Linked DNA regions of Homo sapiens: region 2 is linked to region 1. A link is a loop called in an ENCODE intact Hi-C map of the cell type or tissue named here. Cell type or tissue: GM12878. All regions are shown on one strand. Links, peaks and the distances in the headings refer to the core of each region. The heading gives the core; the rest is flanking DNA.

Evidence for each region. A loop is a pair of places that touch in the nucleus more often than their neighbours do. Peaks named below come from ENCODE experiments on the same cell type or tissue, not always from the same donor. Only the 100,000 strongest peaks of a DNase experiment are listed, where the experiment ranks them.
Region 2: it touches region 1 in a loop (2.1-fold over the local background); 8 of 110 quality-filtered maps call a loop at or near these places.

Annotation. Positions count from the first base shown.
Region 1 is chr11:86,124,023-86,139,415 of GRCh38, reverse strand. No RefSeq gene overlaps it. Among named protein-coding and RNA genes, the nearest start is that of LINC02695, 62 kb to the left of the region's middle. RefSeq lists a cis regulatory region at 4,321-4,804. In GM12878, for the core only: no CTCF peak of the experiment used is centred there; no DNase peak of the experiment used is centred there.
Region 2 is chr11:86,173,709-86,189,101 of GRCh38, reverse strand. No RefSeq gene overlaps it. Among named protein-coding and RNA genes, the nearest start is that of LINC02695, 12 kb to the left of the region's middle. RefSeq lists cis regulatory regions at 5,045-5,319, 12,222-12,931, 14,127-14,624. In GM12878, for the core only: no CTCF peak of the experiment used is centred there; a DNase peak (open chromatin) is centred at 5,781.

The DNA of each region.
Region 1 (15,393 bases), core at 3,365-11,364:
GGTTCTGTATCCCAATTTTCTCACAATATTTTATTTGTCTTGATCTACCAAGATTTGTCTTGGTATTTGTCTTGATACCAGAGATGATGGTACATCATCAAACAATCCCAATTTTCAAATGGGAAATACTTCAAAGCAAAAAGATACTGCATGAAGATGTTTCAAAAATGCGTTTTGTCTTTCAGGTCTTGTCACAGTTATTGCAATTTTGTAAGATCATTCATTGCGAAAGTGGTGTTTTGATTCTTTGCCCTTTCCGGCAACAAAAACAGAAAGCGACTTCCCTTCTATCATTTGGCCTGAGGCTTCTTTCTGCTTCTGCCCAAGGCAGACTGTGGTTAGCACTCAGTGCTTAACCTCTTCCTCCTGCATGTCCCTCTGAAGTAATACATTTTTGTTTTGACACTTTGGATATACTGGACCCTAAAAATCAAGCCAATAAGGAGCAGCCCAGAAAGGAAGAGAGTGCCATAGTCTCACCTGTGTTTTAGGGAGGTTAGTTTTGTAGCCGTGCAAGGGCTGGCTTGATTAGGAGATCTTAGACTCAGAGAAATTGGTTATCACTTTTAAAAAATGAACAAATGACATGGGTAACAACCTTACCCCATTCATAAGCTTCACCATCTCTCACCACATCTCTGTGTCCAGCCCCATTCCTGAATTCCTCATCTGACCCTCATTTCATCCTGACATTAAGGAGATTATCTACACAGATTATTTGATGATTTTTTAAAAGCTGAAAATTTAATAATTTATTCTTTACAGTAATGAATTAAGTCTGAACACTGAAATATCACTGGCACTAAAACTACCTCAGTAAAACATCATGTACCCAATACCCAATCCTGACTACCCAGTTTTGTTCCCCAGCCAGTCTAGCCCTGACAGTTTTAGACACTTCCTGCACATTCTCCACCATTAACCAGCTCTAGCTCCTCCTGGTAACTCTACAGTGGCTCTCAAGATAGAATTGTCATTAAATGTGGAAACTTTGGTTATCTTTATTTTTATAATTATTTATTGATTGATTTATTTTTTGAGACAGAATCTCACTCTTGTCATCCAGTCTAGAGTGCAGTGGCACAATCTTGGCTCACTGCAACGTCTATCTCTGGGTTCAAGCAATTCTCCTGCCTCAGCCTCCCCAGTAGCTGGGTTTACAGGCATGTGCCACCATGCCTGGCTAATTTTGTATTTTTAGTAGAGATGGGGTTTCACCATGTTGGTCAGGCTGGTCTCAAACTTCTGACTTCAGGTGATCCACCCGCCTCGGCTTCCCAAATTGCTAGGGTTACAGGCCTGAGCCACTGCATCTAGCCAGAGATCAATTTTTAAAAATTCTGCATATGAGTGAGAACGTGTTGTGTTTGTCTTTCTATGTCTGGCTTACTTCACTTAACATGTTTTCCAGATTCATCCATGTTGTTGCAAATGGCAGGATTTCGTTATTTCTTACGGCTGAATAGTATTCCATTGTGGTATATATATACATATATATATATCACATTTTCTTTATCCATATTCATCCATTGTTGAACACTTAGATTGATTCCATATCTTGGCAATTGTCAATAATGCTGTAGTAAACATGGGAGTGCAGATATCTCTTCAATTTACTGATTTCATTTCCTTTGTATATATACCTAGTAGTGACATTGTTGGATCACATGGTAGTTCTATGCTTAATTTTTTGAGGAACTTTAATACTGTTTTCCATAATGGCTGTGCTAATTTAAGCAGTGGTAACTTCGGAACCAAGCTGTCTGAATTCAAATCCCACCTTTACCAGTTTGCATGTGACTTTGGGCAAGTTAATTACCCCATGCCTCAGTTTCCTTGTTTACAAAATGGAGAAATAGTATCTATTTTATAAGGTTGTTGTGAGATCAAATACTTGTAAAGCTATTGCTTGTAAAGCTCTTAGAATATGGCCTGGCATATTGTAAGCACAGTGTAAATGTTAGCTATAAAGACAAATGGAGTCATCTGTCCATCTTGTCATCTCAAGGGTCAGTGGTCAAGATATATTTCTTAAAAATTATTTTAAATTTTAATGGTTTTCCTATTTTATTTATCGGCATTGCAGAGTAATTTTGTTGCACATGCACAGTAGTTTGTTTACAAATTATACATCAAATAGATTTGTATGGGCTTGTCTAGAAATCTTAACCATTTATAACATTGTGTGTCATATACATATCTCTATCTATCTAAATTTATATTTGTATGCACACACACAAAACACTTTTTGCAGTAGATTTTTGGACACAGATTTTATGAACTATATCCAGCTTATTTTATAAATTTATTTTTCTTCTATGTATTTTTCATTTTCCAGAGGTTGGGCTCACAAAGCATTGTCAAGACTTGAGGTGGCCTTGAATAGCATGCTAGAATTTTGTATTTTATTCCCTGCGTTATAAGGATATGCCCAGAAAGGAAGAGAGGGCCATAGTGTAACCTGTGTTTTAGGGAGGTTAGTTTTGTAGCAGTGCAAAGGCTGGCTTGATAATGAGGTCTTGGAGTCAGAGAGATTAGTTAAAAGGCAGTTAGAATAACTCAGTCTGAGAACCTCAATTAATGTGCTGGACAAGAGGGAATACATGTAAGAATAATCTGGGGATAGAATCAAGAGGACTCAAGAGTGCAGTGGTGAAATGGTGGAGAGAATTCCAAAGGCTTTCAGTTTCGGTTGATGAGAGGCCGGTGAAACCATTAGGAAAGACAGCCTTCTCTATTACTTCCTAAATACAGAAGGGATTCAGAATTTTCAAGGAGAGGTAGAGGTAGAGACTGTAGAAGGTCAGAATATAAAGCAAGCCTATTCCTCAGCTTAAAAAACTTGGCATCTGAACCTAAAACTAAACAAAGTTGGAATCTTTTGTTTAAAAAAAAACAGAACATATTTAGTTGATAATGATTTTCACTGATGATTCATTTGACCATGATAATTAAACACATTAAATGTTACATTCCAGGCAGTATCAGGTAGATGCTAAGTTGTGAAGCAACACACTTTTTCATCCCTGCAGATCTGAAAGTTTACCTTTTCCAATACAGTAGCCAGAGCTCTGGAAAGAAACAAACAAGGCCACAAGTGCCCCAACTACATCCTTTTCAAGATGCGAATGCTTTCCACCTCCATCCAAGACTCTCAGAGCCTGTGTGTTCAGTGGGCAAAGAACGAGACAACAAGATGCCTTGGTCCAAGACTGCATGGGCAGTTAACTGTGCAGCAGGGAATGGCTGAGGCCTCCAGCCCGGAAATGGTGTGCTCTTACTAAACCACACTTCTCTCCCACCTCCCTCCCAAAAACTCCAGCTCGCATAGGGAGAGTTTCTGAGAATGAAGCTTTTCTATATTGTATCTGTGGGTTCTCTTACCGTGTTAGCTAAGTCAGAAATCCAGATGCATGACAAATACAGTGGTACTAATGGCGACTAAGGGACAGATATATATATATATATTTTTTTTTTCTTGGCTCACTGCAACTTCTGCCTCCTGGGTTCAAGTGATTCTCCTGCCTCAGACTCCTGAGCAGCTGGGATTACAGGCACATGCCAGCATGCCTAGCTAATTTTTGTATTTTTAGTAGAGACAGGGTTTCATCATGTTGGTCAGGCTGGTCTTGAACTCCTGACCTCGTGATCCACCCACCTCGGCCTCCCAAGGGAGACAGACTTTTTAAGACACTGGGAAAAACCTAGAGTGTGTAGTTGCCATAATAAAAATATATCATTTAAAAGACTGATTCCACAAATATTTATTCAGTACCTACCAGGTGTCAGGCACTGTTGTAGGCAATGGGTAACAGAGTAGTGAAGAAAACACCAATATGTTATGTAATGGGAATGGGCACCCCACTGGGTGGTGTGTTGGGACTTAGGATCAGGTCTATCAAGTTAAAGGTGTGACCCAATGAGAACACGATTGCACAAGTAATCATATCACAGATTTTTAACTTCTACTTGAATTTCAATAGTAAAAGAGGATCAATTTGAACCCTGCTTGACTTATCAGTAATATATCCCTAACTCCCAGTGAAAAGTCATCTCTCTCTTCTCTGAGCTCTCCTCTCCATCCTTTGATCCTCTGAAAAACACTGGATCATTCTACCATGCATTATAATGATTTATGCATGTCTTATCAGCCTTTGTAGACTCCTTCAAAGCAGGTGTTGCTTCTCTCTCTAGATCCCTCTCCTGACACTGGACATTGCCCTCATTCCCTTCTCTTTTCCACCCCCCTTCATCACACACTTGGAACTCCTTGCACACAGAACTCTCTGTTGTTGCCAGTATATGACAGACTCTGTTCCAGCCCTTTGCCATTGTACACACAGTTCTCTGTGACGGAACACTCTTTCCTTCTTAATTTCCTGGGAAAACTGTGACTTCTCTTCAAATAATCAGCTCAGAAGCTACTTCCTCAGTTAAGTTCCCTATGACTTCTCTAGGCAATGTGTGGTCATGTCCTTTTGCCGTTGCAAGGCTCTAGGCATATCTCTGTTAGTTCACTTATCATTGTGGTTTTTTTTACAATGTTTGTTTTTTGGTCTATAAGCCCTGGGCAGAGTCCTGGTTTTATCTATCTATGCCTCTAAGTCCTTGCATCTGTGCCTGGAAGAGGCCTTCAGTGAAAGTGTGCTGAGCAATTGACTTGCCTTCTGAAATACCAAGAAGGTATCCACATTACTCTAAGGCTCTCCTGTCTGCCAAGCACCCCACCACTCCCACCAAAAAGCACATTCGTCATTGCTAGAAATTCTCCCCATACCTAGGGACTGTATAGGTCTCCATGCTGTCCATCCAGTGCTCTATCCACAGCTTAACATTTGGATTCTAACAGAAGTCTCAATGCCTTCAAGCCAAGGAGTATTTGTATTTTTGGTAGACACAGGGTTTTGCCATGTTGGCCAGGCTGGTCTCGAACTCCTGGCCTCAAGTGATCCACCCACCTTGGCCTCCCAAAGTGCTGGGGTTATAGGCATGAGCTACCACGACCGGCCTAAATTTGTATTATTTTTTGTTATTGTGTTATTTCAAAAAAAATTTTCCAAATATTTTTTATCTGTTTTTGGTTTAATCCTCTGATTTGGAACCTGTGGATATGGAGGGCTGGCTACGTTCTATTTTGAATTCACCCTACAATTAGTTGTGTGACCTTGGCCAAATCATATCACCTATCTAGGTCTGGGTTTCTTCATTTATAAAATGCAAGTTATACTTAATCCAGAATGGTACATAGGTTTTTTTCTCCAGTGCTAATTTCAGCAGTGGCCTCCAAGGGAGCTCCATTGAAAATTGTGAAGCTTAGGTCAGGAAAGACTCTCTGCTAGAAAGAATATTGTGACTATTTAGTCATTTCTGTCCATTTAGCACAGAAGAGGGGAGTGGGTTGCAACTGCCTTGTGTTTGCAGACACTGCACTGGGTAGGTCTTTGAGTTCCTTTTAGCACAGACATTCCACATTTCATGATCCATGCAAGATTATGTGTCAAGTTGGTTCAATTTTACTCCAGAGGCATGTGTCAAGCCTCTGCTGCATGCTATACACTAAGTAGTATGAGATAAAAAGAAGAAATAATGCATGGTTCTTGCTGGTAAGGGACTCAGGGGTGATTAGCAGAGGTAGGAGATAGTAAGTGTTAGTAGATTATAGAAACTGAGGCTCCATCAACAAATGGAGGAGCTGGGTGTGAGATTTATTTGAGTCTTAGTGCTTTACTCTTTTCCACTATACCTCACTACCCTTCTTTTAAGGGTAGTGAGAAGGGAAGGGAGACACTGAACTGAAGGCTTAGATGTTTTCCACACTGGGTGCATCATAGCAGAGGCCCATGATAATCAGTGAACAGTGTTAGAAACCTGGGAGGAAAGGGTAGAAAAAATAACAAGAGTCCGCAAAAGAAATTTTGTCTATTGCTTGAGAGCTGCTCTTGGCTTCAGTACAGGCAGACTTTATGGGACCATATTTATAGGCAAGCACATTTCCTTAGGTCACATATGTCTCAGTTCTAAGATTCTGTCCATTTTTTAACAATGATGGGGTTGAAGAGAGGCAATAACATTTCTGAGAGGAAACAGTGCAGGATAATGGTTTAAATCAAATCACACTGATGTTATGTCTGGCCCTGACCTTGCCTCATGAAGGTGTTCTTTGTCTTTTGTGTGTTTTACTTTTTTTCTTTTTAACAGAGGCGGGTTTTTGCTGTGTTGCCCGGGTTGGTCTTGAACTCCTGAGCTCAAGCCATCCACCCATCTTGGCCTCCCAAAGTGCTGGGATCATAGGCGTGAGCCACCACACCCAGCCTGATGAAGGTGTTCTTTGAACCACCTCAGGGAATGACACTGTGCGCTTGTAAAGTTTCCACAAGGACTTTTATCTCCGTTTGGTTTGAAAATACCATGATTTTCCAAGTAGTAAGCTTTTCTAAGTAGTGAGATTTTCCAAGTAAAGGCAGATTTTTTTTTTCTGAGTCTATTGTGTGGATGCATAGAGGTGAGGGAGTAGCCATAACTCCAGTGTGTGGTCTCTGAACTCCAAACATTCAGACTTTTTTTTTTTTTTTAAGAGACAGGATCTCGTTCTGTCATCCAGGCTGGAGTGCAGCGGCATGACCACAGCTCACTACAGCCTCAAACTCCTGGGCTCAAGTGATCCTCCCACCTCAGTCTCCAGAGTAGCTGGGACTACAGGCACAGGCCACTACACCTGGCTCTAGAAGGTATTTTCAATCCAATCTGACAGCTAAGGAAAATGAAAATCAAAATTAAGTAATTTGTCTTAAAATATACAGGATGAAGATACTAATATATACATGAGATATGAATATACACAAGATAACTTGTTACAGTTTGTACAAGGTAAAGTCATGATTCAAATACAGGGGTATTGATTATAAAATCTATTTTTTTTCTTTTCTTTTTTTTTTTTTTGAGACAAAGTCTCACTCTGTCACCTAGGCTGGAGTGCAGTGGTGTGATCATAGCTCACTGCAAACTGGAACTCCTGGCTCAAGAAATCCTCCCACCTCAGCCTCCCAAGTAGCTGAGATTACAGGCACACACCACCATACCTGTCTAATTTTTGGGTTTTTGTTTTTTTTTTGGTAGAGATGAGGTCTTGCTGTGTTGCCTAGGCTGATCTTAAACTCCTGGGCTCAGGCAATCCACCCTTCCTGGCCTTCCAAAGTGCTGGGATTAGAGGTATGAGCCACAACGCCTGGCCCCAGATTCTTAAGAATGACCAGGCCCGGCCGGGCACGGTGGCTCACTCCTGTAATCCCAGCACTTTGGGAGGCTGAGGTGGGTGGATTACCTGAGGTCGGGAGTTCGAGACCAGCCTGACTAACATCGAGAAACCCCGTCTCTACTAAAAATACAAAATTAGCAGGTTGTGGTGGCGCATGCTGTAATCCCAGCTACTCGGGAGGCTGAGGCAGGAGAATCTCTTGAACCCGGGAGGCAGAGGTTGTGGTTAGCCGAGATCACGCCATTACACTCCAGCCTGGCCAACAAGAGTGACACTCCATCTCAAAAAAAAAAAGAAAAAAAAAAAAAAGAATGACCAGACCCTGCGAAAATTGTTCATGTCACCAGACTCACACAAGACAGGCAGAAATGAAGAAGGAAGTTATTGATTTCTTAATATAATATATTTATATACTACATGCAATGCACACACCACATACACTAACACAATATGCCCAGGGAAGCTAGCTCATAAGGGCATCCCTTTCATGATACTGAAAGACCTGGGAAACCAACCAATAGTTAGAAGATCAGCAAGGGAGAACTCAAAGTTGAAGTTCAATGAACCAAACGTGATATTTATTTTTAGCTACAGAAACCTTAATATATAATATAGAATGTCAGAGCTAGATGGGGACCAAGGTCACCTTAACCAACTCTTTCATTTCACGAAAAGAAAGCTGAGACCCCAAAGGGGTAATCGACTCTGCCAAGCCCACATCATTGATTCATTTTCTCTTCCATCCCACAAATATTTAGAGTGCCCACCAGGAGTTAAAGCCTCATCTTAAGCAAAGAGGCGCCCTCCATAAGCTCAAAAGTCAAGCTGGGGAGATGGATATGGAGAGAACCAATTCTAATACAGTATGATTAGTGCTGTAAGAGAAGTATTGGCAAAGATTTTCTGTAAAGGGCAGGACTGTAAATATTTTTAGGTTCTGCAGGCCATGTAGTCTCTGTTGCAGCTACTAAAATCCATTGTGTGGGACAAAAGCATAAATAAGATGTAAATAAAAGAGTGGCTGCATTCTCATAAAACATTACTTTTTGCCATTGAAATTTTAATTAATATTATATTTACATCAAAAAATAGCTTTCTGATTTTGATTGTTTTCAACCATTAAAAAATATAAAAACTATTCTTTGCTTGAACCCAAGAAACAGAGGTTGCAGTAAGCCAAGATCTCGCCACTGCACTCCAGTCTGGGCAACAGAGTGAGACTCTGTCTCAAAAAAATTAAAAATAAAAATAAAAATAAATATATGTGTGTGTGTGTGTGTGTATATATATATATATATATACACATATATATATGCAGTTATGATTTTTTAACTTGCAAGCCTATAAAAACAGGCAGCAGCCAGATTTGGCCCACAGGCAGTGGTTTGCTGATCCTTGTCTTAGATAAACAAAAGTTCCAGAATTTTCCAGCATCCATGAAGGTATGATCCAGTTATTGATCAGATTATTTTACCAAGAATAAAAATGAAAAACAAAAAGAGTATGTATTTGTCAGTGTTACTCTGAAAAAGTAGGGCCACAGAGATGGGGACTATTCACAAAAAAGAATAAAAGAGAAGAGAAGAGATCTGAAAGCCCCTAATTCATCCCCACTCAACTTCCCCTGCCAGTTAGAACCCAAATGCTTCTATGATCTTGAGCCAACTTTAATTTATTCACTTTTCACTTTTCACATTACATAGACTCTCAATTTTATACAGTTTAAAGTGTAGGTTCCTCTTTAGAAGAGTTGCCCTGTCCAAAGTTTCTACATGGCCACGCTTAGAGGGAGTCAAATGGCTGTACCAGATGCAGTTCCACTAGAGTTCAGTTAATTTTTGACAGCATTAGGGTGCCCGTGTGTGGCCTTTGGGGAGACCAACAACCTCTTCCTAACAGATATGAGTGCAGGGGCAGTCATTATTAATCTTTGTATGCCTAGCCCTTCAGAACAGGGTTTGGCACTTCACAGTCACTAGGCTTTGCCATGAGCAGTTTCCCTGATGAAAAATATATACTCTTTCCCCTTATAGGAAAATGCTGTGGGTCTCAGTTTCCTCACCTGTAAAATGGACATAATAATATCACCTACATCACAGGTGTTATGAGATCATGTGCAATCACATAAGTAATAACACTCTGTAAACCATAAAACACTCTGTGAATTATTTTATAACTTCCCACCATTCATGTCTATCCCTACCACTCCTACAGTCAGAAAATCATTTTATCTCTCTGGGGCTTATTTTCCTTATCTCAAAAGTCAAGGGTGACTTCAATAATGTCTAAGTTCCCTCCCAGCTCTACCACTCTGACGCTGTACTATGTTAGGAAAGGAGTTTTTCATTAAATGGGGAGAAGTTGTGCATTATGGTTGAAAGTGAAGGGCAGAAACAAAGAAGCCAGATATAGAAAAATAACAGCAACAAAAAAAGAAGACAAGAAGAGAACCTTCCTCATTAGGTGTCCCTGATGAAAGATTTGCTTCTTTAAAACACAAAACTGCCATGTTCCTTGGCATAGACTTGCTTTACATATAGAAAGCCAAGTTTGAGAATCTCAATTTTCTCTACTTAACAGTGAATTAGTCTGTTCTCATGCTCCTAATAAAGACATACCTGAGACTGGGTAATTTATAAAGGAAAGAGGTTTAATTGACTTACAGTTGCACATGGCTGGGGAGACCTCACAATCATGGCACAAGGCAAATGAGGACCAAAGTCACATCTTACATGGCAGCAGGCAAGAGAGCTTGCACAGGGGAACCCTCATGTACAAAATCATTAGTTCTCATGAGACTTATTCACTATCATGAGAACAGCATGGGAAAAACCCACATCTATGATTCAATTACCTCCAGTGGGGTCCTTCCCACAGTACATGGGAATTATGGGAGCTACAATTCAAGATGAGATTTGGGTGGGGACACAGTCAAACCATATCAACAGAATCAACCAATGCTTAGAAATGTTCAAGAGAGTAACTATCTAGCAATTTTTCATGGGAGTCTCACTGCCCAGATACTTCAATGTGTAATACACATTGCTGTGTCATGCCTTTTTCACCTCTGCTGAAAGCATTAGCTTCAGCAAAGTAGGTTGAGAGATGTCCCATAACACCAGGGTTCTGCATGGATTTCCCCCCACCTGCTTTCTCTCATTTTCCACTTTTATAAAGGGAATATGTAAGTCCATTGACCATTAGGTGAAATGCTATCTTTCCCTCTGAGGAACGCGACCTTGTGTTTAAGTAGCCTTGTTTCTAAGGGTGAGAATGGGCACAGGATTGGGCTGGCAAACAAGGGGCAAGTGAGGCAAATGGAAAGAACATTAGAGAAACCTAGTGCCCTCCTCCTTCATGTTCCTGGCTTGAGCTGTTTACAGAGGGGCAGTGGATACCCAAACTCAGGACCTAGCCCATGGCTGTAATGGTTTTCTAGAAAGGAGAATGGAACCTGGGAAGGCTGTCGAGTGTACCAAACATCTCTGATGTCCAAGAAATGGATCTTAGCTTCTAACAAACAGGCAAATTGGTAGCCCTATGATTTCTTTTGTGACCTACCTATTATCAGCCTACAGAGATAAACTAATGTACGAAAGAATGCACAGCAAATCAGTTTCTCATCACTCTAGGGGCCTAAGAAACACTTTTCAAGACATCTGTACATTCAGTAGATGTTATGAAAAACTAGGAATGTCCACCAACATGGCACATGTATACATATGTAACAAATCTGCACGTTGTGCACATGTACCCTAAAATTTAAAGTATAATAAAAAAACAAAAGAAAAACTAAGTATCTGTGTTAGCCTTAATTATCTCCAAAATGAACAACTTAAAGTCTCTTAGATATAACCTAAGCTTTCCCATCCCCGTGCATTTATTCAAACTATTCCCTCTGCCCTAAAGATCCTTCTCCATCAAACATTCCTCCTACCACTGAGCACTGCTAGTGCAAATCCTACCATGGTTCAAGTCCCATTTCAAGTACTGACTTCTTTATAAAGCCTTCTCTCATTTTTTTGACTTCTGTTGTAGCTACTTTTTTTTATAAGTTTATGTTTTGCCTAATTAATGAGAGTGTACATTCCTTAAAGCCTCATATTAATTTTAATATTTCCTCATGTCCAAAATGGTGTCTGGTTCAGGTCCTTCAACAAAGTAGGCATTCAAAAAAAAAAATTCTGTGGATCATTTGTTTAACCAGAACACAGTACCCAAGATCCTCAACTATAAATGGAATGTTTGTACTATTTAGAAGTCTGAACCACAGAGAAATTGTTAACAAGAATTTCAATTCAAAACAAACAACAAAATTCTAGATTTCCTGAGTTTAACACATTCCAACTAAGTTTTGTACCTTCTGCACGTTTTTCCAAGGCAGTTGAATGATACGAATTCAAGTTTGAAATAATAAGCCCAAGGCACAGCAAGATCTTCAATAATCAACAAAGATTCAGTTATAATCTTTCTAAAGATTGTGTGTGTGCTTTCTTAAGAAGGAACATGGACTGATATTTTGAAAATGTTTGAACAGAAAAATTAACCTAAAATATTTCTCTGATAAATATTACTTATGCAGACAATAAAGCTATCGCTTGCCTCGTCCTCATCTTGGTTCGTAAATGATTTGCTGTAATTCCTCATCTCCCTAAATAATTAAGAGGCATGGAGATGTAAAATGTGAGATGGAATGTTTATACATACTATCTTTGATGCTTTATAGACACAATCTTATTTAATCTCATCAACAAGCCTACAAGGCACGTATTATATACACCTGTCTTACAGATGATGGAACTGAGGCTGAGGAAGAGGTTAAGTAACTGCTCTAAAATTACAGAGCTGACAGTAAACCTAGATCCAAATCCATCTCTTTGGTTTCAACGCTTACACTTTTTTCACAGTACCATACTGCCTTCTTAAAAGTGTTTTCACAGCAATCCAAACAGATGAGAAAAAAAATGGGTTGAGATTTTAAAAAAACATTTAAAAATGAAAATGCAGTATAGTGTAATGAAACAAATCACAACACTAGACCAGGTAACAGGAGATGTGATTCTTACTTGGCCATAATCCACCAGCTGTATGACCACAGCCATGTTATACTGTGGAATGCATCTTGAAGATCACCTATCTCTATCCAGTCACTTCCCTTTCAGAAGAGGAATTTGAACCCAGATGAAGCCACCTGCCTACAGTCACACAGGAGCAGAATTCAAATTTACTAAACCCAACTAGGGCTCCTTTCACTGGGTGGTGTCTTCTCCCTGGGCCTTGGTCTCCTTGTTTACAAAGCAAATCTTCAAGACTTACTTAGATTGTGGTATGCAAACATAGAAGATTTTATTATGATTTCTTAGTGTATAACTATAAAATGTGAGAGGTCTCAGAGGTACCATGAAAGACCATGCAGCCTCTGAGTCTTTGTGAATTTGCGTGCGTGTGCGTGTGTGTGTGTGTGTGTGTGTGTGTGTGAGAGAGAGAGAGAGAGAGAGAGAGAGAGAGAGAGAAAGAGACGGAGAGAGAGAGAAAAAGAGAAGACTTGTCCTGGAGAGAAACCTATCCCTACGGCTGCCTCAGATTCTAACTTCCTATCACCAGATAAATTCCCTTTCAGTATTTCCCTCATACATTTTTTACTTATGGGGCCTCTGAGTGAGTTTCTATTCCTTATAACCAAAACAAAAAAACAAAAACAAAACAAACAAAAACCTCATTCATTAGAAAATAGAAAAAAAAACTTTAATTCTTTCTAGAGCATCAAGTGACACTCTGACACTCTGATATAGTGTATATAGGTGGAAACACCCAAATGCTAGTACCCTGAACAATATTACATACATCACCAGAGAAAAGGACAATTTACTCCCAGGGCCTCTCTCCAGACCTTCAATCTTACTCCTCCACCAAAATACTATTAGAAATATGAAGAAAAAAAAAAGGCTAAAATCTGGCAGCATTTGAGGTTGGGCTCAACAAGGCTGTGGTGAGACAGCCCTCCTTGCCGCTCACTGCATTTGGCACATGTGTGCTTCCTATAGGTATATTTTGGGGCTTGGATCCTCCGGACAGTGTTTGGTTTAGGGATAGATGAAGTTTTATGGAAATACCTCTCTACCTAGAGAGAAAGCCTGTGTTACCTTAGAAATTAATACATAATGCCATAATGGAGTGTAACTAGAAGGGTATGAGCAATATTTTCCAAAATGTTTTCCTTAAAACCCTAGTCCTGTGACATGCTACATGATGAAAGGTTTCAAAGTCAAAAAAGTTAGGGAAATGCTGCCTTCTGTTTCCACCTCTTATAGAGTCATAATGCCCACGAACATGTTAAAAGTGGTCCTCTGTTGGTTCCTGTCTGTACCAGATTTCTAAATTTGGGCCTTGGCTCCTTTCTGCTGTCTCCCTAGGTGGTCTCATCCAGTTCTGTGACTTTGTTTCTTTGGGCTTATTTGAGAGTGTCTCACTGTGTCACCCAGGCTGGAATGTAGTGGCGCAATTTCAGCTCACTGCAACCTCCGCCCCCTGGGTTCAAGTAATTCCCATGCCTCAGCCTCCTGAGTAGCTGGGATTACAGGTGTGCACCACCGCACCTGGCTGATTTTTGTATTTTTAGTAGAGATGGGGTTTTGCCATGTTGGCCAGGCTGGTCTCGAACTCCAGTCCTCTAGCAATCCACCCACCTTGACTTCCCAAAGTGCTGGGATTACAGGCATGCACCATCACGCCCGACCCCAGTTCCATGACTTTAAATGCCATCTGTATGCTGATGATTTCTCAACATATATCTCAAACCTTTCCCCTAAACTCCAGACTCATATATATATTATTATTATAAATTATCATATATATTACTTATTTTCTTATGTTTTATATATATATAAAATTTATCTACTTGATAGCACCTCTTACACATGTATTATGCCACTACTTTCAATGACAAAAACCACCATACTTTAGCACCAACCTAAATAGGTATCTTGAACTTATCATGGATAAGGCTTCATTTCCTTCACCCCTTTAAGCCTCTGCTTCCTAGTCTCTCTTGGCTCAGTCAATACCACCAACATATATGTAAGTGCTCAAGCCCCAAAGCTGAAAGTCATTAGTGTCTTCTCTCTGATCTCTATTTCTCACATTAACTCATCAGGAAGTCTTGTTGTCACTACGCCTCAAACATGTGCTGAAGCCATTCACTTCTCTCTATCTGCACTGACACTCCTGCCATCTCTCAAAGGAACTATTGCAAGAGCCTAACTGGTTTCCACTTGTAATCTTAGCCTCTAAATTTCATTCTCCACACAACATGCAAGGAATTTTTCTTTTTCAAATGGTAAGTCAAATCATGCCAAGGCTTAAAACCTTCCAAATTGCTTTCCATTGCACCAACAACATCTTACTTCTCTAAGATCATACCTCATCACTTCTACTCCCCACCTTAATTATTCAGCTCCAACCACAGAAGCTCCTTTCTCTTCTTCCAACAGGCCAAGCTTTTTCCTGCCAGGTCTTTAGACTCACTGTTTCCTCTGCCTCCTGGGCTTCCCCACTTCCAGTTATACCCTTATAACCTTACCCCTTAAGGTCTTCAAAGTCCATACCACGATTTGAAATGCTCTTGTTTGTTTGTTCATATTTTCTGGTGAACCCCACCTACAAGGCAAATTCCATGAGGGCAGGGCAAGGATTTTATCTGTCCTGTTCGCTCTTCACCAGGGAATCCTCAGTACCTACAGTAGTGCCTAGCACAATATAGGTGCTCAGTAAATATTTGTTAACTGCATGGAATGGTTTGAGAAATTATGCAATGGAGAAAACTATGAAACTTTGTTTAACCCAGAATTCCTCAGATTTTTTTTGATTATAGAATACTACCTGCCTTTGTAAAGAATATTTGTTATCCCAAGGATCATTTCCTAGATTACACTTTGGTTTATGCTGGTTTAACTTCAGTATTGAGAAGGGCTAATATTTGAAACCCAGTAAATCTTAAACATCAAAACTTGAAAATCTCTTGTAAGCTAGCAATTTGGCAGCTCTTTGTGAGTCCAGGATATTTTTAATTAAGAGAATAAAAAGTAAGTTTAGTTTTAAAAGTAAGTTCTTGGGTGTTTTTTCTTGGAGATGTGGGTTCA
Region 2 (15,393 bases), core at 2,556-10,555, 50 kb before region 1:
CTCAAAAAGTTAAAAATAGAGTTATCGTTTGACAATGTCACTCCTAAGTATATGCCCAAGAGAAATGAAAACATATGTCCACACAAAAACTTGTACACAAATATTCATAACAGCACTACTCATAATAGTCAAAAGGTAGAAACAACTCAGATGTCCATTGGCTGATAAAATGATAAGCAAAAGGTGCTATACTTACACAATGGAGTATTATTTGGCCATAAAAAGGATAAAGTAGGTACATGCTTCAGCATGGATGAATCTTGAGAACATTATGCTAAGTGAAAGAAGGCAGTCACAAAAGACCACATGTTATATAAAACCATTTCTATGAGGGAGGATTCAGATGTGATAGTAAAAGGTACAGGGTTTCTTTTTGAGATGCTAAAAATGTCCTCAAATTGATGTGGTCATGGTTATACAACTCTGTGAATATACCAAAAACCACTGGATGTACACTTTAAGTGGGTGGATTGTATAGTATGTGAATTATATCCCAATAAAGCTATTACAAAAATTTTTTAAAATCATTAAATGGTATGTTTACAGTGGGTAAATTTTATGAAGAAATATATAACATACATACAAAAACTTCAATAAAGCTTTTTTTTTTTTTTTCTGAGACGGAGTCTCACTCTGTTGCTTGGGCTGGAGTGCAGTGGCGCAATCTCGGCTCACTGCCAGCTCCGCCTCCCAGGTTCATGCCGTTCTCCTGCCTCAGCCTCCTGAGTAGCTGGGACTACAGGCGCCCACCACCATGCCTGGCTAATTTTTTGTATTTTTAGTAGAGACGGGGTTTCACTGTGTTAGCCAGGATGGTCTCGATCTCCTGACCTCGTGATCCACCCGCCTTGGCCTCCCAAAGTGCTGGGATTACAGGTGTGAGCCACCACGCCCAGCCAAGCTATTTTAAAAAAAAAAAGAAAAAGAAAAGAAAAACACACTTGGGTGCGGTGGCTCACGCCTGTAATCCCAGCACTTTGGGAGGCCAAGGTGGGTGGATTACCTGAGGTCAGGAGTTAGAGACCAGCCTGACTAACACGGAGAAACCCCGTCTCTACTAAAAATACAAAAAAAATTAGCCGGGTGTGGTGGTGCATGCCTGTAATCCCAGCTACTCGGGAGGCTGAGGCAGGAGTATTGCTTGAACCCGGGAGGTGGAGGTTGCAGTGAGCCAAGATCGTGCCATTGCATTCCAGCCTGAGCAACAAGAGCAAAACTCCATCTCAACCAAAAAAAAAAAAAAAAAAAGAAAGGAAAGAAAAGCACAAACTAGTCACTGCTTTGTATGCATCTATATTTTTATAAAGTAACAAAGGCTGGAAGATACTGGGAGTCAGTGAAGGTATAACAGAAAGACACCAGATCTGCAATCTAAAGGCCTGGTTCCATTCCTCCTCATCCTGTTATTTTCTAACCATGTGACCTTGTTTGAGCCTTAGTTCTTTCATTTATAAAATACAGGTATTAGTTCCTACCTCACATGGTTATTTTGAGGCATAAAAATTTAGTGGGTTCATTTTCCTGCCCTTCAGAGTAGCTTAAGCAGGAGGTTAAAACAAGGTGGCAATAAAAGCACAATAACATATGTGAAAGGGATTTGAAAGTGCAATCTCCTATGAAAGAATAAGATAGTCTAGATCCTGATTATGCTTTTAGAAAATAGCATCAGCATAGCCTCAGCCTCAAAAAAAAAGGACCATCCTTTTGCCTGAGTGCTTTGAAAAATGCCTTTATAACTGGCCACGTGAAAATTAAGAAAAGCTTTCCACATTCTGAAAATGTACACTAGTTTTAAAGGAAATTTGGGGGTGACACAAAGGAGCTAAGGTGTGTTAATGCCAAGTTACCATAGCAACATGCATGGCTGCTCTATCCTTCCCAATCCTGGGCCTACCCCCAGATGGGATGATGAGCCTAGTAAACACCAGAACTACGCCATTCTACATGAAATTATCTTCTCCATATACAGACAGGGGAGGCATTCATGCTTTCCCACAAATAACATTTGAAAGGAGAAGCCCTAAATGTTTACAAAACAATCTCTTCTCCTTTCTCCAGAATCAGAATCAAGATCCTGTACACCCATTGCAATGCCTGGCATGTAGTAAGTATTCAACATATAGCTGTTTAATGAATGAATGGTCAGAATTTACCTAGAAGTCCAAGGTTGGAATAGAACACTATTGTTTATTAGGAAGAAGAGACTATTAAATTATAGGCCAGGAATTTCAGAAAGGAGATTTAAGTTCATACTCCACATAATTTGGTGTCTGTTCCAAGCCACACAGCATTTTCACATCTGTATCTTCCCTGTTTATTAAATTTCTTCAGCCCATAGCTAATTCCTCTCAAATATCATACTTGTTATTCAGAATGGACACAATGCGATTTTACCAGTGTTATTCAACCTGTTACAAGGCACACATTTTCAAAGGCTGTGCAGGAACAGTATGTGAAAATGGCTTCATGAATGTGCTGTCCTCCACCCTTCCAAGTTCTTGGCTTGATCTTGCTAGAGAATGGAGCCTAAGCGGGCCTGCATCTGGGTAAATTGTTTCCTCCTTGAAAAGGGCAGAGGCAAATGTCAGTAATGCCAAGAGGGCTGTTTTTGAAATCATTCTTGTGGGATTGGAAAGCCTCTCTCGACTCAGGAGCCAGGCTCTCAGTCCCACCACGGAGTCAGGCTTTGAAAGTAGCTCATATCTGCTTCCCCCATATAGTCTCACATTTTTGGCAGAACCTCTGGGTTCTTTCTCTCTTGGAAGACATTTCCTTCTTGTAATCTCCTCACTCTTTGTATGAAACCCCTGAGGTCAAAGGGGAAGAAGAGTAAGGTCTCTTCTTCATCACCAGATTTTCAAAGAACTGTTTCAAACCAACAGCAATAACAGCACCTGCCAACTGCCAATCGTTGGCACTTTGCAAACATTATCTAAGTTAATCTTCAAAAGTCCTTGGAATACTTGGAAGGCAAGTATTTTTTATTCCCATTTTATCTTTGAGGAAATCAAGGCTCAGAGAGATTTTAGTCAGTGGCTGAGCCATTATTTAAACTCAGGTCTAGCTGGCCGTGGTGGCTCATGCCTGTAATTCCAACATTGGAAGGTTAAAATGGGAGGATCGCTTGAGCCTAGGAGTTTGAGATGAGCCTGAGAAGCATAGCAAGACTATGTCTACAAAAAATAAAAAATAAAAAAGTAGCAGGGTATGGTGGCATGTGCCTATAGTCTTAGCTTCTCTGGAAGCTGAGGTGGGAGTACTGCTTGAGCCCAGGAGTTTAAGGTTACAGTGAGCTATGATTGCACCACTGTACTCCAGCCTGGATGACAGAGTAAGACCACCATATCTAAAAAACAAGCCAACAAACAAACTCAGGTCTGAGTATATGCTTTCATCTAAAATAGCTAAAAACAACAAAAGCAGCAATAACTTTTGCCAACATCACTCTGCACTAGAGAGTTTGGGGAGAGCCAAGGAAGAAAATCCTGGCTTGAACAATACCCTCATATTGCTTAGACCTTAATCATACTAATTTTAGACCTTAATTGTAGTAGCATATGTGTTGTGCTTGGTGGCAGTAGGAAAGGACTGAGCAGGAAATACCGGACCCAGATTCTGGCTGGTTAGAAAGAGTAACAGATACCAGAGGTGGCTCTGCTTCTAATGCTCTTTCATTTCTCTCTCTTTCCGTCCTTCAAGACCCATCTCTGTGAAAACTTTCCTGACCACCCACATGATCCCCAGCATTAATCCTTTATTTTGTGCTCCTGTTGAATTTTGTTACATCTCAGTTATAGCCCTTTCTTATCATATTTTATTTTAATATACATTTCCTAACTGGCTAGAGCACCTTGAGGCCAGTACCAGTGTCAAAGTCCTCTTTGTACCCAGCACCTTGAACAGTTCCTGGTTAATAAAGCCTCAAGTCAATGTTGCTACTCAATAAAACATGACCTTCTCTTTATCTTGGTTTTTCAATTTTGAACCAGTATCCTCACTTTCCCTACATTCTGACTTGGATGGAACTTACATTCTTCTTGGCTGCCCAGCGTCTGAGCCCCCTTCCTGTGTCTGGGGAAACTGCCATTGCATGAGACATGCTGGGAGGTAGAATGTGTCTTCCCCTGATGGAAGCTGGAAAACAGGCCAGACGGTTGGCCTCCTGGGTCCCTGGCAGCTGGCGCACAAGCATATGACCTAATCTTGGCCCCCCTGATATTACTGCCTGAGACTCTAAGTTTGAAGCAAATGACCCAAGAAACTCGGACGGTTTAGAATTTGTGCTGGTGGCAGCACTGGTGTCCACTGCTCAGTGGGAGAGGAAGCAGCATTTTCACCAGGATGTTTCTGAGGTGTGGTCTTCCCCATGGTTCTTTTTCAGTTCCTGTCCATTTTCCTAGCTTGATTCTCTAGACTGCTTATCAATTCTGTGATCATCCTGCTATCTCTTTAATAAACTCTTTTTTGACTAAGATAGTCAGAGTTAGCACCTGTTACAACAAAGAGCCCTGACTGATGGACTTGGTGGCCTCACAGTACATGGTCCTGGGTCCTGGGAAACCAAAGGCCCACTTCTTCCTGATTCAAAATCAAGGCAGAGATACAGAATTACTCCTTAGTTTGCCATACTTTTAACTTTTCACATTCATTATTACATTTCATCCTCACAACTCTAACAGTAGGCAAGTGGGGTGGGTAATAAAATGAGGTTTTAAAATGAGAAAAGTGAAGCTCAATTAGTCTAGATGGCTTCCCTGAGGTCCCCAAACTGATGGCAGAACTCAAACTACAATCCAAATCTTCTGATTCCCAGCCAAAGGCTCTTTATAGGTAAATAACACTGAATTAGTTATGTTTTGACTTTTAAAACATTCATCCAAAAATATTCATTAAGTATCCATTATGTGTCAATCATTGATGAGGACAACAGACTCCCTCTATTCTAGGCTCAATACTATGGTTTCTGAAAAGTACTGTAAGTATCAGTATAAATATGTATATTAATAATACTCTACATTTGGGAAAGAGTATAATACTGTTGTTAAACCTAAGCCAGGCTGCTTGGGACCAAGCCCTTGCTCCCCTCCTCACTGTTTGTGCATAGCACATGCTGTCAATGTTCTGCCCATAACCTCTCAGCCCTCCCCTGTGCACCCTGAAGTCTGCTTACTGAGAACCCTTGTGACTCACTGCCTGAAGAGCACGCTGGGGCCCTGTGCAAGGGAAGCTGGGATTTCCAGAGTTAATATCTGAGAAATAGTCCTCAAACAGTGACAGATGGAGATTTGGAGAGAAACACCCCAGCTTCCTTGCCTCTTGGGGGAAATACTTCAGAGGCATATTCCTCTCTGTCTTCCCACATTTCCCAGTGGGATTGAGCTCCAGGTACCCTCAGTGGTAACGTCTTTGATAGCACACACTTTATCGGCTCCTTCTCTTCTGCACCTCGCTTCCCCACTTTCTGACTGGGGTTTCCTAGGATCGTCCACCAAATAAACTACCTTTGCTTGAATCCTTTTCTCAACGTCCACTTCTGAGAGAACCCAAACCAAGACACCATGAGACCTTGGGACTATGACTCAATAAGGCCCTGTAAAATGAAGATTATATTTCCTGCCTCATAGAGAGACACGTTCATGACACCAAGTAGCCTAGCTCCTGGTTTCACATAATCAACACTCCCTGTTCACCACTGTTGTGTCTGTAGCACTGTTTGTTTTCAGAGCGCTTGCCCACATGTCTTCCTTCTCAATCAGAGGAGTTTCATCTCTTACCACCCCACCACACCTGCCTGGCTCCATGCCAGATGCAGTTCTTTACTTCAGCCCTGCCCTCCCGTTTACATGTGTCTGAGATGACCACATTCCTTCACGTATTTGTGACTCAGCACATGGTGCTCTCCTTGCCTGGGTATACTTCCTCCTCCCCACATTTATCTCCTGCCTATCAAGTTCCCGCCCCAGGTTGACCTCCTCTAGGAAGCTTTCCCCCATTCTCTTCCCTTCCTCTTCTCTTCTATCCACACCGTGCATGCCCACACACCCACACACTGGGGCATTCAAGGAGGGCACCTCACCCAGGCGTGCTCTCTCCATCACTGCATATGGACCTAGAACTGTAGTTATTGGGCTTTCCTACCTGCCTGCTTTGCTAGACTGTGAACATCTGTCTAGCAGGGACTGTATCTTTTATTTCTATATTGCTGGTGCATAGCCTAGTGCCCATCTCAAAAAATGTGAAATTTTTCAGTTGAGGAAACAGAGGCTTAAAAGTTTAATTGACCCCATTAGAGTTCATACAATTAATACATGGCAGAACAAGAACTCAAAACTGATCCCATGGCTTCAAAGTTGAACATTTTTCCTACAATATCATAGCTGTGAGGATTTTTGTGCTAGAGATGCACTGCATATTCTTCCCAACATCACATCTCTTCTTAGAAAATAAACTCCATCCACAGCCTTGGAAGAAGGGCAGTTTTCCATTCAAAATGACCCAGTCTCCAGCTATAGCTGACTGGCTAGGAGTGGACATCTGACCAAAGAGAGAGCCAAGTCAGACCATCTCTCCTGAGAATCTAGAGAGATAGGATCAGTTGGCTACAGGCACTGGACCTATATGGTGGCAGACAATAAGGGCAACAGAGGGTGACATTTTGGGACTTCCGTTTTGGGTCATGTCATCTGATGAGCTGTGAGAGTTGATCTACCATAAGAAGTATAGACAGAACACGGTGATGATGATGATGATGAGAGATACAGAAACAGGGAGACCATCTTCTTCCATTTCCAGTCCTTCATGAGGTTGGGTTCTGTGAGATATACTTAATCCTTCATAAATACATTTCCTGTCTCTTAAGCTAACTCAGTTTTTTCTCTGTCTTTGAACCATATACAAGATAGCCTGTTCTCTGCAACAGAGACAAACCCTGAAGGAGCTGAAGGCTGTCTGCTGACCATATTTCCCCTGACAGAATAGCAAGTCCTTCCTAGAAGGGGAATCTAGCCAATGGGTCTCCTTGTCTATGACACCAGGTGAGGGGTATGCCATGATTATGGTTAGAGCAACCCAGATAGTCACTAATGTGTTCACCTGAGGTCAGCAAATTCATGCTTTGCCACCTAAGAGTCTGTTTTTGAAAATAAAAATTTTAATTTCATCTTTTAAAAATTAGTTATGCATTAACATTACAGATTAAAATACACCTAAAGAGCAAATGAAAGATTTAATTATAAGCACGGTGATTTTAGTATTTACACAATTTGGCACCTATCTCTATACCTCTTATGATTATCTAGTGTATGTAATATTGTCTGGGTTCTTCTATACATCTCCCTTCAGCCATGAATGCAACACACAGTTATAACTATATGTGAGCCCGTTAAAGGGTAAGTCAGATCATGTCACATCTCCAACCATAAGGTGCCACATGATCTCGCCATCTGTTGTGTAACTTCTCTGATCCAATCTCCTATGACTTCCTCCCATGTGACATTGGCCTCCATCTTCCTTCAACATGCCAGGCACATACCCGTTTCATGGCTGGATTAGTTTTCTAGGGCTGCCATTGCAAAGTACCAAAAACTGAGTGGCTCAAAACAACAGAAATTTACTGTCTCACAGTTCCGGAGGTGAAAAGTGTTAACCAGGGCCATGCTCCCACTAAAACCTGTAGGAGAGAACTCTTGCCTGCCTCTTCTGAGATTCTGGCCATGGCTGTCAACTCTCGGCATTCCTTGGCTTGCAGTTGCATCCCTTAAATCTCTCTTTTGTCATCACACAGCATATTCCCTGTGTCTCTCTGTCTCTGTGTCCTCTCATAAAAACACCATTCATATTGGATTAGGTCCCACCCTAATGACCACATCTTCACTTGATCTGCAAAGACCCTGTCTTCAAATAAGGTCACATTTCACAGGTACCAGGGCTTAGGACTTCAACATATGTTTTGGCGACGGGAAATAATTCAACCCACAACAATGGCCTTTACAGTTATTTCTCTGCTTAGAATGCTTTTTCTTCAGTTGTCTACACTGTTCACCTTCTCTTGTGCTTCCGGTCTTTACTCAAATGTTACTTACTTGGCAAGGCCTTCCTTAGCCACCTTATCTGAAATCACAACATCTGTTCCCCAGCATTTGCTAGTCCCCTTCCCTGCTTTATTTTTCTCTTTACCACTTGTAATTAGCATATTATATGTTGTATTTCACGTATTCATATTGTCTCTTGTCTGTCTCCCCTGGTAGCATGAAAACTCCAGGAAAGCAGGGATTTTTGTGACTTTTGTTCATGGTTATGTTGCCAGCATGTACAATCAAGCCTGGCACAAAGGATACTTGTTGAACGTATAAAAGAATCTCCATGTCCAAAGCCCGATATTTAGAGCTCTAAGACTTTTGCAGCTTCACCAAGAGTCAGACCTTCTCCTATAGCCACAAGCTTTAACTTCCTAACAGGAAGCCAGATGTCGTAGTTCCCCACACTGAGGACTTAGAAAGAAAAACTTATCTCAGCCCCAAAGGTCTGGTTGTTGGAACTCCAGTCCACCAAGTATATTTGAAGGAAAAACAAGGCAGTGTCTCCCCTATCTGGTCTTTTGCTTAATTTATGAAACAAAACAGAAGGGCCTGGTGCGGTGGCTCACGCCTGTAATCCCAACATTTTGAGAGGTCGAGGCAGGCGGATCACCTGAGGCCAGGAGTTTGAGACCAGCCTGCCCAACGTGGTGAAACCCCGTCTCTACTAAAAATACAAAAATTAGCCAGGCGTGGTGTTGGGTCTGTAATCCCAGCTACCCGGGAGGCTGAGGCATGAGAATCCTTTGAACCCAGGAGGCGGAGGTTGCAGTGAGCTGAGATCATGCCACTGCACTCCAGCCTGGGCGACGGAGCGAGACTCTGTCTCAAAAAAAACAAACAAACAAACAAACAAACAAAAACAGAAGGAAAGGGATTAGGGCTAGGGAATCTCTGTTTGCCAAAATAGTCTTTCCCAGTCATAACCTTTCTGTCTACCTGATGAGTTTTCCGTCTTTGCCAGGCTTCCTTCTCTCTCCTCTGATGTAGATCTATGGTTTTGCGAGGTCCAGTATTATGAAGACCTTTATGTGCAGCGGCTCCTCTAGCAACTGGCACTCATCCAGCTACATCAGAGTTCTAACGGGACTCTTGGGTTGTAAAACTTTCAGCTTGTGGTCTTGTGATGTTTATTTTGTGTCAACCTGGCTGAGCTGCAATGCCCGGATATTGGTCAAACATTATTCTGGATGTTTCTGTGAAAGTGTTTTAGATGAAATTAACATTTAATTTATTGGACTTTGAGGAAACCAGATTGCCCTTCATAATGTGGGTGTGCCTTATCCAATCAGTTGAAGGCCTAACTGGAACAAAAGACTCACCTCCTCTGAGCAAGAGGAAATTCTTTCAGCAGGCGGCCTTCAGCCTTGAACTGCAACATTAATTCTTTCTGGGTTCTGCAGACTGCTCGCCTGCCTTGCAGATTTTGGACTTGCCATCTGCTATGGTTTGGATATGGTTGGTTGTCTCCACCAAAGCTTATGCTGAATTTGATCCTCAGTGTGCTGGTGTTGGGAGGTGGGGACTAGTGGAAGGTATTTGGATTATGGGGACAGCGCTCATGAATGGCTTTGTGATGTTCTCAAGTTAGTCCGTTCTCGCTGTCAGGCAACTGAACTGGTTCTCATAGCAATGATTAGTTCCTGTGAAAGTGGGTTGCTATAATGCCAGGACGCTCCCCTGGCTTCCCCTGTTTGCATGTGTCTGCTTCCGGCTTGACCTTCTCCAACATGTTGTGATGCTGCATGAAAGCTCTCGCCAGAAGCCAAGGCCATGCCTTTGAATTTCTTATCCTGCAGAAGTGTGAGCCAAATAAACCTCTTTTCTTTACAGATTACCCAGTTTCAGATTTTCTTTTTTTTCTTTTTTTTTTTAAGTACAGAATACACGCTGGATCAAATATTCTTTTGAAGCAACAGAAAACAGACTAAGACATCATCCTCTATAATTGCATGAGTCAATTCTTTAACATCTCTTTAGTGCTCTTTTTACACACACACATACATGAATCCTGTTGGTTCCATTTTTCTGGAGAACCCTGACTAATACAAATTTTATCAGCATTTTTCACAGAAATATTTATTTTAAACAACAGTGGAACAGAATTTCATGATGTTTTCTGACCAAGGTTGATATAATCTGCTTCCACTGAAAAAGCAAAACCCAGGCAGCATGTTTCCCCTGGTTCTGGGGCTCCAGTCATAAAACTGAGAGCTTTTTAGAGAGTGGGGTTTACAAAGGATACAGAGGATAGAGTTCCAGAGGATGAAGAAACTCTTGTTTATTACTTACAGACCATGCTCAGTCCCAGAAAAGACAGCATAGAAAAATGTTTACTTCCTCCAATAATCAAGAAGCCAAGAAAGATTTACTGAGTTGTGACAGAAGGGAAGGAAGAGAATGATTTCCTTGGCCTCCTGAATAACTTCAGTTCAGGAATTTTTTTTTTTTTTTTTTTTTTTTTTGAGACGGAGTTTCACTCTTGTTGCCCAGGCTAGAGTGCAATGGTGCAATCTTGGCTCACCACTACCTCCATCTCCCAGGTTGAAGCGATTCTTCTGCCTCAGCCTCCTGAGTAGCTGGGATTACAGGCATGTGCCACCACACCTGGCTAATTTTTGTATTTTTAGTGGAGATGGGTTTGTCAGGCTGGCCTCGAACTCCTGACCTCAGGTGATCCACCTGCCTCGGACTCCCAAAGTGCTGGGATTACAGGCATGAGCCACCACGCCCGGCCAGATCAGGATCTTAATTGAAAAGTAGAACTATTTTCTTTATCTGGTTTTGCCATGGACTAGTTGTGTGATCTAGTGAGACACTTCCTTTCTCTGGGCCTTCATTTTCTCACTGCTAAAATGAAGCATTTGAATTAGACAGTGTCTTTAGTCTCTTTCAACCACACCAGCCTATGTTGCCCTAATCTTTTTTTTTTTTTTTTTTTTTTTTTTTTTGAGATGGAGTCTTGCTCTGTCACCCAGGCTGGAGTGAAGTGGCACAATCTTGGCTCACTGCAACCTCCACCTCCCAGGTTCAAGCGATTCTCCTGCCTCAGCCTCCCGAGTAGCTGGGACTACCAGCACCTGCCACCACGCCCGGCTAATTTTTGTATTTTTAGTAGAGACAGGATTTCATCATGTTAGCCAGGCTGGTCTCGAACTCCTGACCTCAAGTGATCTGCCTACAGTGCAACATAGTGGGGTAAAAAGTTATTTAAACCAACTCTGTGCCCCTGAGGGTCTGACCATTTTGTCAGGGGGACAGGAAATGTTGTATTCTGTTAAATACAGCAGAAAGGATCCTCTGCAGAGCCTGGTCAGTGGTACTTATAGTCTAAGTCTCACAGGTTCCAAGGTTTGTGGGTAGATCTGAGAAACAGAGGGCCAGCTGAGAGAACTCTTGTCTTCCTAACTCTTTCACTCCATCACCCTGAGACTTTCTCTCTCTCTGTCTAGAGTTGACCAAAAAGTGCAGCATCATCTTTGGTTGTCCTGTGTACCCCCTAGAGCCACAGGGAGGTAAAAAATAAACTGCTCTCTGCTCTTCTTTCCTGCCCCAGATTCTCTAGCCAAGTCAGACTTCTCCCAGCTCAAGTGGAGAATTACTCTGTATCAGCTGACTCCCTGAAAGTCAGCTGACTAAATGGTGTTCTATCCTCATTTTAAAGCAGCCTAGAAAAAATTGAATTTATGGAGAATCTCTCTGAGTCAGTGCTCAGAAAAACCTCTACATGTCAGTCTATTTAATTTTTTTTTGTTTTGTTTTTGTTTGTTTGTTTCTTTGAGACGGCATCTCCCTCTGCCACCCAGGCTGCAGTGCAGTGGCACGATCTTGGCTCACTGCAACCTCTGCTTCCCGGGTTCAAGCGATTCTCCTGCCTCAGCCTTCTAAGTAGCTGGGATTACAGGTGCCTCCCACCATGCCTGGCTAATTTTTGTATTTTTAGTAGAGATGGGGTTTCACCATGTTGGCCATTGTTTGCCAGGCTGGTCTTGAACTCCTGACCTCAGGTGATCCACCTGCCTTGGCCTCCCAAAGTGCTGGGATTACAGGCATGAGCCACTGTGCCTAGCCATTCTATTTGATTTTATGAAGACTTTCAGCTTTTAGATCAGAGGAGCTGCCTCCCCATTCTGAAAAAAAAGGTGAATGTGGCTTTGGACCAGGAGACAGGCTGACTTGTCTCTGGTTCCAGTTGCATCACTTAGGGACACTGGATGTTTGGCATGTAATTTCTGCTCTCTGAGCTTTGGTCATCTCCTCTGTAAAGAGAGGACTGTAACAACAGTGCAACACTCCCTACCTGCCCTCCACGCACCCCACCCTCCACCTCAGGGTTGTTCTGAGAATTAAATGAGATCATCTATGTGACGATATTCTACACTACGCAAATGTAAGTTCCCTTTATCAGATTTCAGATTTGATGAGTCATTTCAGACATTAGTTCTTGACATATTTCCTTCACTTAACCCCACCACTAATTATTTCTTCTTTTTTCCTTTTCTTATTTCCTGTAGAAATTATAAAATTGGTCCTCTGCATACCTCTTGATGAAGTCTACCCCTATACCTTATCTAACATCTTTCTGGCTCCATTCCCCATTCCCACTTAGATCTGCCAGGTCTCACTCCCTCATTGTGTCAGTAATTATTCAGAAAGTCTTCTCCCAGCCCACACTATCACCATGCACAGCTGCATATCTGACAGTGACATACTTCATGTTCGATCTAGTTGTAGTCATATATAGAAACCCAAATAATGATGGAATAAGAGTTAAGTCATGTGTTCCAGAATTAGCATTATCATTGATTATCTAGTGGGCTTCAGGCCATTCAGTTAAACAAACATCTATTCAGGTCAGGGGGTGGAGGAGATGTTCCCTGCTGTGCAGAAACTCAAAATTTTTAAGTCACACAGATTTGTAAACCTCCAATTATGAATAATGAAGTGGTACACACATACAAAAATATTATTGGCACATTGGGGAAGGAACAATTTGATGTGCCTTTGAAGGCTGTAGAAAGCACCACTGCAGAGAGGAGGTGACATCTGAGCTTGGTCTTGAATGATGGATGTCTAAGATTTTAAAGTCCAAGAAGGAGACCAGGTTGAAGGAGGAACATTAACAGATGAACAGAATAGCTAGATGAAGGAATGGCAAGAGTTCGGTGTGACCGGAGCACAGAATGCACAGTGGGGAGAATAGGAGATAAGGCTAGAAGGAACACTGGGCTGAAGTCATGTAGGATCTAATGTGCCAGGTTCATATATCTGGGCTTTGTTCTATCCAGCCCTTCCCAATCAGGATTCCACCAGAAAAATTAAGCCCTGATGACTTAAGACATCTATCATACAAATAAATTTCTCTCCCCTGTACACCTAGAATGGTATTAACTATGTACCATCCTGGAAAGACCTGAAATAGTCACTCAGATAATTTTCTGGAGGGCTTGGTTCTCACATGGAAGCCCAGGAGAGAAAGCCTGCTAGGCAGTGCAAGCCATCCAACATTTATAGAAAGCAAGTGACATCTTCACGTCATAGAAACACTGCTTGGGTGGCAATGAGAAGAGTGCTTTAGAAATAGTACAGGCAGAGGATAAGTGGTTAACTAAACTGCTGTTGCAATAATTCAGGTGGGTGACAACCAGGGCTCAGGGTGGTGACAGTAGAAATGGAGGTAAAGGACACCTTAGAGACATTTGGGAGGCAGAATAGATGGTGTTCTTTAGTGCTGTCTTCCCCAGCTCTTTGGCTATGATATGAAATCACCAGCTCCCTCCAGCTTCAGGCTGGAACCTTCCTAAAGAGGGCAAGAAGTGGCTGGGTGCAGTGACACACGCTTGTAATCCCAGCACTTTGGGAGGCCAAGGCAGGCAAATCACTTGAGGTCAGGAGTTCGAGACCAGCCTGGCCAACATGGTGAAACCCTGTCCGTATCGAAAATACAAAAATTAGCCGGGTGTGGTGGCATACGTCTATAGTCCTAACTACCTGGGAGGCTGAGGCAGGAGAATCGCTTGAACCAAGGAGGCAGAGGTTGTGGTGAGCCAAGATCATGCCACTGCTCTCCAGTCTGGGCGACAGAGCTAGACTCCATTTCAAAAAAAAAAAAAAGAGGGCAGAAGTGCACCAGCCACAACTCAGCATGGGGGTGGGGTGTGCTGCCACTGCTCTGGACCTTATCACATCTCTGGTGAACTCTGCACACCCTGATAGCCTCAAGTTGTGACTTTTCTTCACACCCCCTCACCCTCCTGGGCATGTTGGTCCAGTCTTCACAACTGACCTTCAGCCTCATTCTTCTCCCCAGCCACACATTTCAAAAGTGCTACCCTGAACTCCACACTGCCTGGCTGGGTTCCTGACGCTTTGCTTCCCTAACCCAACTCATTCTTCCAAGGAGCTGGATCCACTCCCTGTGCTCCACCCCAGCCCTAGGAGTCCTACAGCTGATGCAGCATTGCCAGCTCCAGTCCTGCTCATTCCCAGCTTCCTCCCTATGGGCCATGTGGCTGAGGTCTTATCATGCCTTATAACTAAACTGACCGGAATTTAGGCACGTCATCACCAAGCCTCATCTGGGGCCTGTTTTCTCATTTGTAATGTGTGGGGATTGTACTAGGTGACTTCTAAAGGATCTCCCTTCCAACACTAACATCCTGTGTTTCTAAGTAGGCCAACTGTAAAAGAAGTCTGCATTGGCACAGAACAATTGAGGCTGGGAGCAAGTGAGTCAGACTCAGCAGAAATGTCAAGCTCACTGTGGAGCCAGGAGATCAGAGTGCAGCATGCCACTGGGCAGACAGGAGCCAGGGCCTTGAGCCAGAGATTAGCCTACCCAGACAGCTGTGCGGACGAGATGACGGATGCCATGGCTTGCTTATTAGTCACATTGGTGTTCAAGGAATTAACCACTTCATTTTGTGCCCTCCAAAGGATAACATTCATTTATGACCTAAAGCTATTTAGCAGGGAGTTTGTAATTCTACCTTTCTCACAGTTACTGCTGGTGATTTAGGATTCAATATTATCCCATTACTATTTTGTCCATTTGCTTGAAATTGCCATCCAATGGGCATTCACTGACCATCTAGTTTTACTCTCAAGACTTCCTAAGTCCCTCTCAGATGCCTCTCAGTGTGTGTGAAAGAAAGGGCACAGACCTTTGGAGACCTACATTTGAACCCCACAGCTACTTACTAGTCATGTGGTTCTGGAAAAGTTAATCTCTGAAGAGTGTGTGTGTGTGTGTGTGTGTGTGTGTGTGTGTGAGAGAGAGAGAGAGAGACAGAGACAGAGTCTTGCTAGAGAGAGAGAG